2 separate regions of the Mus musculus genome follow, and region 2 is linked to region 1. The links are chromatin loops, found by intact Hi-C in ENCODE. Cell type or tissue: left cerebral cortex. All regions are shown on one strand. Each heading gives the region's core, and the rest is flanking DNA. Links, peaks and the distances in the headings are about the cores only.

Evidence for each region. Hi-C counts contacts between places; a loop is a spot of excess contacts. Peaks named below come from ENCODE experiments on the same cell type or tissue, not always from the same donor. Only the 100,000 strongest peaks of a DNase experiment are listed, where the experiment ranks them.
Region 2: it touches region 1 in a loop (2.6-fold over the local background); 4 of 42 quality-filtered maps call a loop at or near these places.

What each region holds. Positions count from the first base shown.
Region 1 is chr8:61,216,053-61,221,435 of GRCm38, forward strand. No RefSeq gene overlaps it. Among named protein-coding and RNA genes, the nearest start is that of Sh3rf1, 5.4 kb to the right of the region's middle. In left cerebral cortex, for the core only: a CTCF peak has its summit at 3,033 (motif pointing left); a DNase peak (open chromatin) is centred at 1,640; H3K27ac peaks cover 498 bases.
Region 2 is chr8:61,119,388-61,124,770 of GRCm38, forward strand. It overlaps Nek1 (NIMA (never in mitosis gene a)-related expressed kinase 1), which reads left to right. Exons shown (of 33, transcript NM_175089.4): 29 at 1,522-1,673; 30 at 4,725-4,933. Among named protein-coding and RNA genes, the nearest start is that of Sh3rf1, 100 kb to the right of the region's middle. In left cerebral cortex, for the core only: no CTCF peak of the experiment used is centred there; a DNase peak (open chromatin) is centred at 2,445.

The DNA of each region.
Region 1 (5,383 bases), core at 199-5,198:
GATTAATTCATGTGCCATAAAAACATGATGGAAATTTTATTTTTTAAATTATATTTATTGCTTTAAGAAATGATTTTCACAGTGCCCTCTTAAACATCAGAGGCTCGTTGGATTCACATATTACACAGAATTCTAGGAACTGTGAAAAGAAAACATGGAGAGACCCTTATAACAGAGGTTCTCAGCCTTCCTAATGCTGCAACCCTTTAATATCCTTTAATACCATTCCTCATGTTGTGCTGACCAGCACCCATACATTTATTTTTGTTACTACTCTGTTTTTCAAGTACTGAGATTAGAGATGTGCACCACCACACCATGGCCCCCTTCCTTTTTTGCCTACCAGCCTTCCTTCCCTCTCTCCCTCCTTCCCTTCCTCCCTCCCTTCTGCCTTCCTGTCTTCCTTCCTTTCTTCCTTCCTTCCTTCCTTCCTTCCTTCCTTCCTTCCTTCCTTCCTACCTTCCTTCCTTCCTTCCTTCTCTTTGGATTACTAGTGTAAACCTGCACTTTTTTCATATGTGTGCATTTTTAAACTACCCACTTACTGGCTTTAGAAAGGTCTACATTTATCTTTAAATTTTATCAGAAGGAAAGAAGGCTGATAAATAAGGTTTTAATTCAAAAAGATAGTTTACCAGGAAAGATTATGAAATTTCATTTCCCAAAGATGATAAAGTGATGGATATTTATCTACTTTCTCTCCAATTGCTTGGATTAGGTGACATTTTCTTGGAAGCAAAAAGCCTCCTTCAAGGCTTGAACTTTTAGAACGATAATGGAATTTGACAAGATAAAGTATTTCTAATAGAAATGAAGGAATCATATTATTTTTCTTTCAAATAGGTTAATTTTATTTTTGAGCGAACTTGGGGCTGAACATTTACTAGGGACATGTTTTCATTATAATTTAATAGTACTAAACACAATTATTTTCTGAGGCTTGATGTATGTGACTGCCACCCACTTTCAGGTCGCCGGTGTGAGTTTGTGTCCAGCAATGTGTGTTTCTCTAGGCAGGCTAATATTCTAGCTTCCTTTAAAAAGATTCTTTCAAACATGTGTTCAACATTTACTTACCCAGACAAGATAAGCCGGAGGCTGGGCAGAGCACAGCTGCAGGCTGGAATCAAAGGAAGTTAACAACACTCAATTACTCTTATTTTCCTTGGCAAACCAGCCCTGGCTCCAAGGTTCCACCCCCTTCCCATCAAAGCCCAAGAGCTATAGTCCTTTAGGGTCTAGCTCCCTTGGTCCACACTTGTGTTACTTCTCTGTTGATGCTTCTGGGAGTTTCTCCAGTTGCTTCCCAGCATCACCTATGTTACAAATCACCTGATTCTAAAATCCAGGGTGGTCCTACTCCAGCGATAAAGCGGGGCATCTGAACGTTTAATGATATCCGCAAGTGATTCTAACTGAGCCGAACCTCAGGAATGCTCCCTGAAGGCTGGCTAGGTTGGAACCAGTCAGTTCTGAGAACTCCAGCTTTCCCCGGGTACTGTGGTGTCAGGCCCAGCTCCCCAAATGTTCAGACCTGCTTCAGAAAGGCTGGCTGGCAGAAGACATGGTTCAGCTTCCTTCCACTTTCTCATCTGACTTTTCCCGAGCGCTCCCCCCAGCCAGCTTCCTTTCTGACTGAACTGAAGTCCTTGGGAAGTGGTGCTTTTAAATACTCCATCTGCTCAGATTTTTCAGCAGACAGTGCAGTCGGCACCACCTTCCCACTTCTGCAGACTAAAATAGCCTTCCTGGGCTTGCCTGACTCTAAAGCCATCTTTCCTGACAATCATGGCACCTCATGGCCACTTGGCTTCACACAAGAGGGACTCCCCTGGCCCGCAATGCAATTAGGATGGAAATAAACTCACAAGGCAGGAAAGAATGTTTATATATCAGCCAGTAGCTCTCTAATTTATGGGGGGTGGGGTGGGGGGTGGGGAAGGAAAGTCAGGTACATAGAAAAGGGCAGGAAGCAAACATTCTATTCGGTCCTTACTATGAACCAGAACGGTCCTGTGCTGGGGTTTCAACAAGCTTCCAAAGTGGATATTATATCCACTTGTTTAAACTCAGAAAATCAATCTGTAAAGTCATTTAGTCAACAGAGATTAGACTTACAGTGGAATCTAGGTTTTAATAATAATAATAATAATAATAATAATAATAATAATAATAATAATAATAATAATAAACTCTGTTTCTGGGTAGTGTGGGGCACACCTCTAGTCCTAGCACTTGGGAGGCAGGAGGATCTCAAGTCCAAGGCTGGCTATAGAACAACCTCTCGTCTCAAAAACACAAAACCAAAAGGGAAAACAACCTCCCAAACCTATTACTTATTGTCTTAGTGTTCTATTATTGCTCTGAAGAGACACTGTGAGCCACTGCAATTCTTATAAAAGAAAGTATCTAATTGGTGCTTTCTTACATTCAGAGCTTTGGTCCATGATTGTCATGGTGGGAAGCATGGCAGCGGGCAGGCAGACATGGTGCTGGAGAAGGAACTGAGAGCTCTACATCTAGGTACACAGGAAGCAGGAAGAGAGGAACTCTGGGTCTGGTTTGAGCACTTGAAACCTTCAAGCCCATGCCCAATGTCATACTTCCTCCAACAAAGCCACACCTACTCCAACAAGGGCCACACCTCCTAACAATGCCACTTCCTGGTAACGAAGCACTCACATCTATGAGCCTACAGGAACCATTTGTATTCAAACTACCACACTTTCTAAACACATATGTAGGACATAATTCTAAACATTAAGAAGAATCATCTACAGTTCTTATAATTCTTTGAGGTGGTATCGTATGGTGCCCATCTTGCAGAGGAAACATACGTACAGAAGAGTTAGAACTTAGTCAAAGTCACCTACTTGGTGGGTGGTACAAGATTTAACTTCTATGAATCAAATACTCTGGCAGCTGGAGAGATGGCTTAGCAGTTAAGAGCACTTGCTATTCCTGTTAGAGGACCTGGGCTCTCTTTCCCAGCACCCACACGGTGCCTTAAAACAGTGTGCAGGTCTATTTCTGGAGGAGCTGATGCCCTCTTCTGGTCTCTATGAGCACTTCATACAACATGGTATGCATGCATGCATGCAGGTGAACTCTTGGGTATACATGAAACGAAAATAAATAAATCGTTTAAAGAATCAAATATCTTAAGGAGATGGTATTGATGAGCAGTTATTATCTAAGAGGACGAGCAGGAGTGGATTGGGAGGCGGGCAAGGTTAGGAGGCCTCTCCTGATGAAAGGATGAGGAAGAGGGACCAGAGAAAGAAAAAGCGAAGCTAACACCACTGTCTTGCTTGTTTGAGGAGCTGAGACGACTATACTGTTAACTAAGACCTAGGATGAAGACGTTAAATTTATGGTCTGTGTTAAAGGCTTGGTGTTTATTTAGCTGTTCCTTCAGTTTCACTTGAATATAAGAGCATTTGTTTATTGATGGAAAGATTATAACAAAGATGCCTAATGAAACTTGGGATACTGCCTGTCTGATTTCCTGTCTATACTGCAGTGAAAAATGACACATATATTCATATAAACTTATGTATTCACACATACATATGCATGTATAGCCTCAGGATAGCAATAAATATAACCATACTGGGTTAACTCCTTACTTGAGATTACTGATAGCCATTATGTGTTGGCTGCCAAAGGTACAACCTGGTCTCTGCTTGGGAAAGCTGTCCTATTCAGACAAAGGCGGGCAATAAACAGAGAATAGAAAACTTAGCAGACAATCCTATAAAGAAGAGAAACGGAATGCTGGGGTCCAAGTGACTGGAAAACATTCAGTTTTCATTCTACTTGTGATGGGAAGAAATAAATGAGTCTGTGCAAGGGAGTGACATCATGTTCTCCATCTTTTGGAGCTTGCTCTGAGTTATCACTACATCCAGGGCAAGCTATGGCCACAAGAATGGAAAGAGGCTGGCTAGAAGGGCCAGAGACAGAGGTGACAGTGGCTTAAATGAAGGTGCAGTGGGGTCTAGTCTCTATGAGAACACTGGAGACCGGATGATTTGCTTGTGCTTGTTTTTCTTGCACATGCGTGGGTTACTGTGTGAGTGTGCAGGTACATGTGTACAAGTGTAGGTGTGTGGCAGCCAGAAGACAACCTCCCGTGTTGTCCCTCAAGCACTGTCCACCTCTTTTGGCATGAAGTCTCTCTGGCCTCTAGCTGACCAAGCAGGTTGGCTGGTCACCTAGCTCTAGGAATCTACCTATCTTCTTCTTCTTCTTCTTCTTCTTCTTCTTCTTCTTCTTCTTCTTCTTCTTCTTCTTCTTCTTCTTCTTCTTCTTCTTCTTCTTCTTCTTCTTCTTCCTAGTGCTAGGGTTAGTAGCATACAACATTATGAATGGCATCTATCTATCTATCTATCTATCTATCTATCTATCTATCTATCTATCTATCTATCTATCTATCCATCCATGGTTTCTGGGGCAGTGGTGGCACATGCCTTTAATCTCACTCAGGAGGCAGAGACAGGCAAATTTCTCTGAGTTCCAGAGCAGTCTCTTCTACAGAGTGAATTCCAGGACAGTCAGGGCTGTTACACAGAGAAACTCTGTCCCAGAAAACAAACAAACAAAAAAACAAAACCAAAAACTCAACTAAGATTAACATGGGTTCTGGGAATTGAACTCAAGTCTTCCTGATTACAGTGAGCACTTTATCCTCTGAACTCTCCTGTATGATTTGTAAAAGGGTGGTTTGTTTGGGTGCATGTTTCTGGAGATTAAAAATAAGGCACAGAGATCTGATACCTTCATGGTTTCTGGTAAGGCTAGTGCTACATCTGAGCATGGGTGCAAGGTGGAAGCACACACAAAGGGACAAGGCACCAGGTATGCGACAACCACTCTCATGGTAACTGAGCCTGCAGGACTGACAAAGTCAGTCATTCATTACCTCAACAATCATCTCGGTCCCATTGGAGTGTCATTAATTCAATCATGACCCAAACATTTGTTTAAGGTCTTTCAGTGCTGTTCTATGGAGGACCAAACCTGAACATGAGTTTTGGAGGGAGCTCCCACATTTTGCCAAGCCAAGAAGGCAAAAGGCTGTAGATAGACATTAAAATATGTTTGTGTAAAAGGTGGTAGGAAAGAGGGAGGAAGAGAAGGGAAGAAATCAAGGATGGCTTCTAGGTTTCTAGTCTGAACAACTGGCTAAATACTGCTCTCCTTTACCAGCGTCCTGACAATGAGAGGAAAGACAAGTTTTGCAGAAAAATGGCTAGACACGCGAACGTGCGTGTAAGAACACGGAGGTACCATATTAAGGTTTATCTGAGTATTTGCATCTGGGATTTTACCAGGCTGGTTCCTGTTAGCACTACAAGCAATAGATGCTCGAGTTCTCCCC
Region 2 (5,383 bases), core at 62-5,061, 97 kb before region 1:
ATATGACATCCTCAAGTTTAATTGTGTAATGTATCCTGTTTATTTTGTTGGTTAGCAGTCAGCCTGCGTAGATTGTTACAAGTGCTACTTTATATTCTTCTGGCTCAGTACACACATGGCCCAAATCTTAGTAAGTCCAAAGTTGGATGTGGGGCACCTGCAGTCCCAGCACTGGGGCCAGTTGAGTGGCACTGAGAGACATACCTCAGCACCATTGCCATCTTTAAGTGCTTTAAGAAGCACTAGGTTTTGTTGGTTTGCTTTTCACCACTTTGGCCAGCTTCACCAGTTTGTAACTGATGATCATTCTCTTAATTAGTGTAATGTAGAAATGGTGTTCAAATAATGGGAACCTATTCTTTATTATTCTGAAATGCTGCACTAAGAAAATTGGCCAACTACGCAAATTTCCACCACTGTGTGTTTTCTTCAAAGCCTTCCCTGTAATGCAGAGCTCTTTTCAGGGCCTAGCACTCACATTTCAATCTCAGATTCCTGGAGAGTCGGCCCAGCCCAGAGACAGGTCCACAGCTATCTGTCTCGTCTCCTGTTTGTCACATGCTTATTGTTGAAAGGTTGATGAATAGAGACGCTTCCAGTTATTTCTGCTCTTGTCCAACACTGATTTCGTTTTCAACACCTCCGCTGTCTGTTGTTTTGTTTGTTTTCTTTAGCACAGTTGGCCTACTTCCTTCTTGGTGGTGTTATAAATGCTTTTCCTCATTGCCCTCAAAGAACTTGTCCTTGCAGCCTTCTGTCTGAACATGAGGTCCCCACTCAGCCCCATCTTGGGGAAGCAAAGTCAGGTTTCTCTTCACACTGATCTAACCCATGTTAGCCAGCCAGCAACTCCTCGGAGTAAGTGCTGCACAGTGGCTGACTGAACATCATAGAGCTTCACCGCGCTCCAGACAACTCGCTTCAGCTTTCAGCAGGTCTGCACAGGGCAAGTTGACCACAGGAAGGTAGGAGAAACAATACACATGAGAAAGAACCAACGGGCACTTCTCACACCTGATTGCCAGCAGCTTGGCATTTCAAGGCCAAGTGTATCTCCAAAATAGCCACTCTCCACTCTTTAAAAGCTGACCCAACTGAACTGCTATGCTAAAGCCCAATCGTTACTCACGAGTTTAACTTTCTTTATGAAAAAAAAAAATGCTAGCTGAATTTTTAATTATTTTTTTATATTTTCCTACATGAGTACTACATTTGCATAATTTCCAATCCTCCATCTCCCCCTCCAACTCATCCCGTGTACTTGCACATCCTCTCGAATTCATGGCCTCTTCTTTAATGATTATTGGTACATACATGCATATGAGTGTTTAATAAGTCTATCTAGTGTTGCTCATGTGAGCTGAACTTTAAGAAAGTTGGGTTCTAACCTTGGGCAAGGCCCCTTTGAGTCCTTTAGGTCTAACTACATGACTTAAGTATTGTAACTAGTATTACCTCTGATTTCCTCTTCTGATTTCAATTGTCTTCCTCCTAATGATCAATCTGTGAACCTCTCTGCAGATGCTGAGGACCTGCTCACTTCCAGATCTTTCCAAGCTGTTCAGAACCCTAATGGACGTTCCCACTGTGGGGGACGTTCATCAAGACAGTCTTGAAATCGATGAGCTGGAAGATGAACCAATTAAAGAAGGGCCTTCTGATTCCGAAGACACGTAAGTATAGGACCACTAACAAATGCCAGTATCACTTTGACATCTAGATTGGGATTTTCTTCAAAGTCCAGAGAGTGAGCATGGTCTACAGCTGCCTTTTCTTCACCCTTCAAGCTCTTATAACTTCGTTAAAGTGTAATCAACCTTTTGAAAATGTATGGCTGCCTCTAAACAATTTACTGTCTCATTTGAGGCACATAAAAACAGCTTGTATTTATGCTCACTGTTTTTTTCCCCCCATTAACATCCATCTAGTACACTGATGTGACTATACTGATTACTAAATAGTAGTTAAATAATTTTCACAGGATAATACCTGTTGAATAGTGAAATCTCCATTCTACTAGGATTGAGATGGGAAGCAGGGAAGTATTAAACCGTCTGCATGACATCAGGGAGATGCTGAAAACTTTCCTGTCTGTTTGTGACATTTGGTTTTAGGATGTATCAGTGAGGATGTTATTTTTGTGGTATATGTGGAAGTGGGGTAAGGTAACTGTGTGTGTGTGTGTGTGTGTGTGTGTGTGTGTGTGTGTGTGTGTTGGTTTGCATGTAACTTCACTGCTTACAGAAAATTCCTTTCTTGTGATTCATGGGAAATATAGAACTCAGGAAGAAATGTAACAATGTTTCTGAAAGTTATGGGAAATGTTGGCTGAGCCTTAGATAAGAATCCTTCTTGGCTTCTGCAGTTTTAGCCTTCCAACTGCCTCAAACAAGTATAACAAACTCAGAGGAATAAACCAAAATATCCTGCAGTCAGATGCTAGAAGCAGCACAGCGTAGGAGTCTGGTGCAGGGGTGTAGCTTGGGTAGAGTAGCTTAGCCTGAGTGAGGCTGCAGTTGGTGTCAGGATTGCTGCATCTGACATGTTGTTACTTCTTCCTAATGAAGCTCCATTTTCTCATCAGCCCTCTTAGAGACCTGTGGATCTTACTAGGAACCTAGTGGTTTGGAGGGAGGTCACTTTAGTTCCTATTTTAGTCGGCTTACTGGGGAACACAACATACATCACTTATGGTCGACAAAGTGCCGGGTAATGGGGTTTGTGGGTTTGTCCTCTGTAAGTAAAATGAACCATTTGTAATTGAGCCAGCTGTAACAAAACTATTCTACATCTACTTGTTTGTCTTTGGAAACTGACTTGGGTCCGTACCTTTCTCCAGATTTTATAATAAGAACTAAAAACTAAGCTTAGGGCCAGATTTCAAATAACCTAACTGTCTTAGTCAGGGTTTCTTCTATTCCTGCATGACCAAGAAGCAAGTTGGGGAGGAAAGGGTTTATCCAGCTTACATTTCCACATTGCTGTTCATCACTGAAAGAAGTCAGGACTGGAACTCAAGCAGGTCAGGGAGCAGGAGCTGATGCAGAGGCCATGGAGGGATGTTCTTTACTGGCTTGCTTCTCCTGGTTTGCTCAGCCTGCTCTCTTATAGAACCCAAGACTACCAGCCTGGAGATGGCACCACCCACAAGGGGACCTCCCCCCTTGATCACTAATTGAGAAAATGCCTTACAGCTGGATCTCATGGAGGCATTTCCTCAACTGAAGCTCCTTTCTCTGTGATAACTCCAGCCTGTGTCAAGTTGACACAAAACTAGCCATTACACTAACAGAGACTTGTAAATGCTGATTTCATACAGTATTAGATCTTCTCACATTTTTCTTAGGCAACAGTCAGGCTGGCCTCACGAATTTTAACTCCTCTATGTCTTGGCCATTATTTCCTCTAGCTAATAAGTGGGTTATCAGCAGGTCAACATAATAGTCTTCACATGAAAGATTGAATGATGAGTTAGGCTTCTTATTAAACACCAAGTCTTATTCTGATCAGATTGTTTTCTGTAGCTTCCACAAAGTCAAATGGCTAGTTAGTATGCATAAGTACAAAATAAAGATATTTCTGTGTAAATGATTATTTTCTTTTCCATTAATGTAAATTGTCTTCAAGGTCTCATAGAGTGTATTTGGGAGTTGGCTGTAAACTTTGGGAAGGGTCCTCATCAGCCCTATATATTTCTTAGCATTGCATTTCTAGTCTAGGGACTCCTGCCGATGGCCCTGACCCCTCACTACAAGGCCTCACACATCAGACTCAGGTAACTCCTCACCTTCATGCATGTCCTCAGAGATAAACTGGGAGTCTTAGAACTGAGTTTCTCAGTTACTGTACAAGTGTCCAAGGACAGAGGCTAGAGATCCATTGATAGGCCTCTTATATTTTCATGTCTCTACCATGAGTTTCATTTGGATAAAATTTAAATAGGAAGAAACTCCTTAGTAAGTGTACTACATACATATAAGATTTTTACCTATTAATTGATTCCACATTTTAAATCTCAGAAAATATCATTTATATTCTGACTAATGCCTTGAAAACAAAATTCTCCTGTGAGGATTATGGCCATTGTTTTATTCTTGGGAAAATCTATTTATATATTTTAGAATTCTTTTCAGGAATATACACATAAAGATAAATTTCTCCTGACTATTATATTCACTGTATCATCATCCCGTTAGCCTTAAAAAGCACAAATATTATGCAAGACCTTAAGTACATGTCTCTAAAAATCCAAATACATTCACATGGAAATCCTTGCATATAGTACACAGCTAGTATCTACATTAAGATTGTGATAAACTTTCAAAATTGGAAAATGGTTTTTCCAATTTTCCTTTAAACATTTGACTATTAATTCATTTTTTAAAAAACATGTGATAAACATCTTTGCTTTCTTAACTTCCCCAACTACAGGTGGGACACACAGACACAAACCTTTGTTGCAAAGTTTAAGCAGTGACTGAGGTTAATAGTTACATGAGTCTCCTCTGCAAATCAGCACCAATTTCAGCAAATCACCTATAGTTGCAGAGTACCCCTCGTGTACTATTTTTCTCAGTTGTATTCATCCTCAATTCCTTAGTTAAAAACTCTATATGCTTATTTCAGACTTCTTTTTTATCCACAGTTAGTACTTTTAAGTGGAAGAGAATGCACCATTTCAAAATAAGATTAGGCAGTATTCAGTTTAACTCTTTACATTTCAGTGTATTTGAAGAAACTGACACAGATTTACAAGAGCTTCAGGCCTCAATGGAGCAGCTGCTTAGGGAGCAACCAGGTGACGAATACAGTGAGGAGGAAGAGTCTGTTTTAAAAAGCAGCGATGTGGAGCAGACAGCAAGAGGGACAGATGCCCCAGACGAGGAGGACAACCCCAGCAGCGAAAGCGCCCTGAACGAGGAATGGCACTCAGGTGTGTGTTCACGGTGGCTCACGGCTGCTCATGGCTGAGCGCCCGTTTCTGTCTCTCTGCTCAGAGTTCACGTAGGAGGTGGTTTCCTGGTATCTGATAGGGACATATCCAGCCTTACAGTTGATGTGTGCTTCTGTCTGTCTGTGCTCACTGTGTGTTCCACACAGACATACCAACCGCTTCTCAGTTCTTCTGTTAAGTGACTTCTGAAGTGTTTTCTCTCTGTTTTGGCCCCTGTTCCTTGACCTTTTTTTAGTAATAAAGCTTAATTTAGTTTGGTATGTATGCTTCTTGGCTCATCTGCATCTGCATCTCTTTGCATGTTTTGTTCCATGTTTGTCAAGCCTTCATCATAGGTTTGGTTGCTTCATTTCAGAACATCAAAATGTGATTTTTTTTTCCATTTGTTTCTGAACTAACATTTAATAGTGAGGTTTCTGGGAGTCTTTC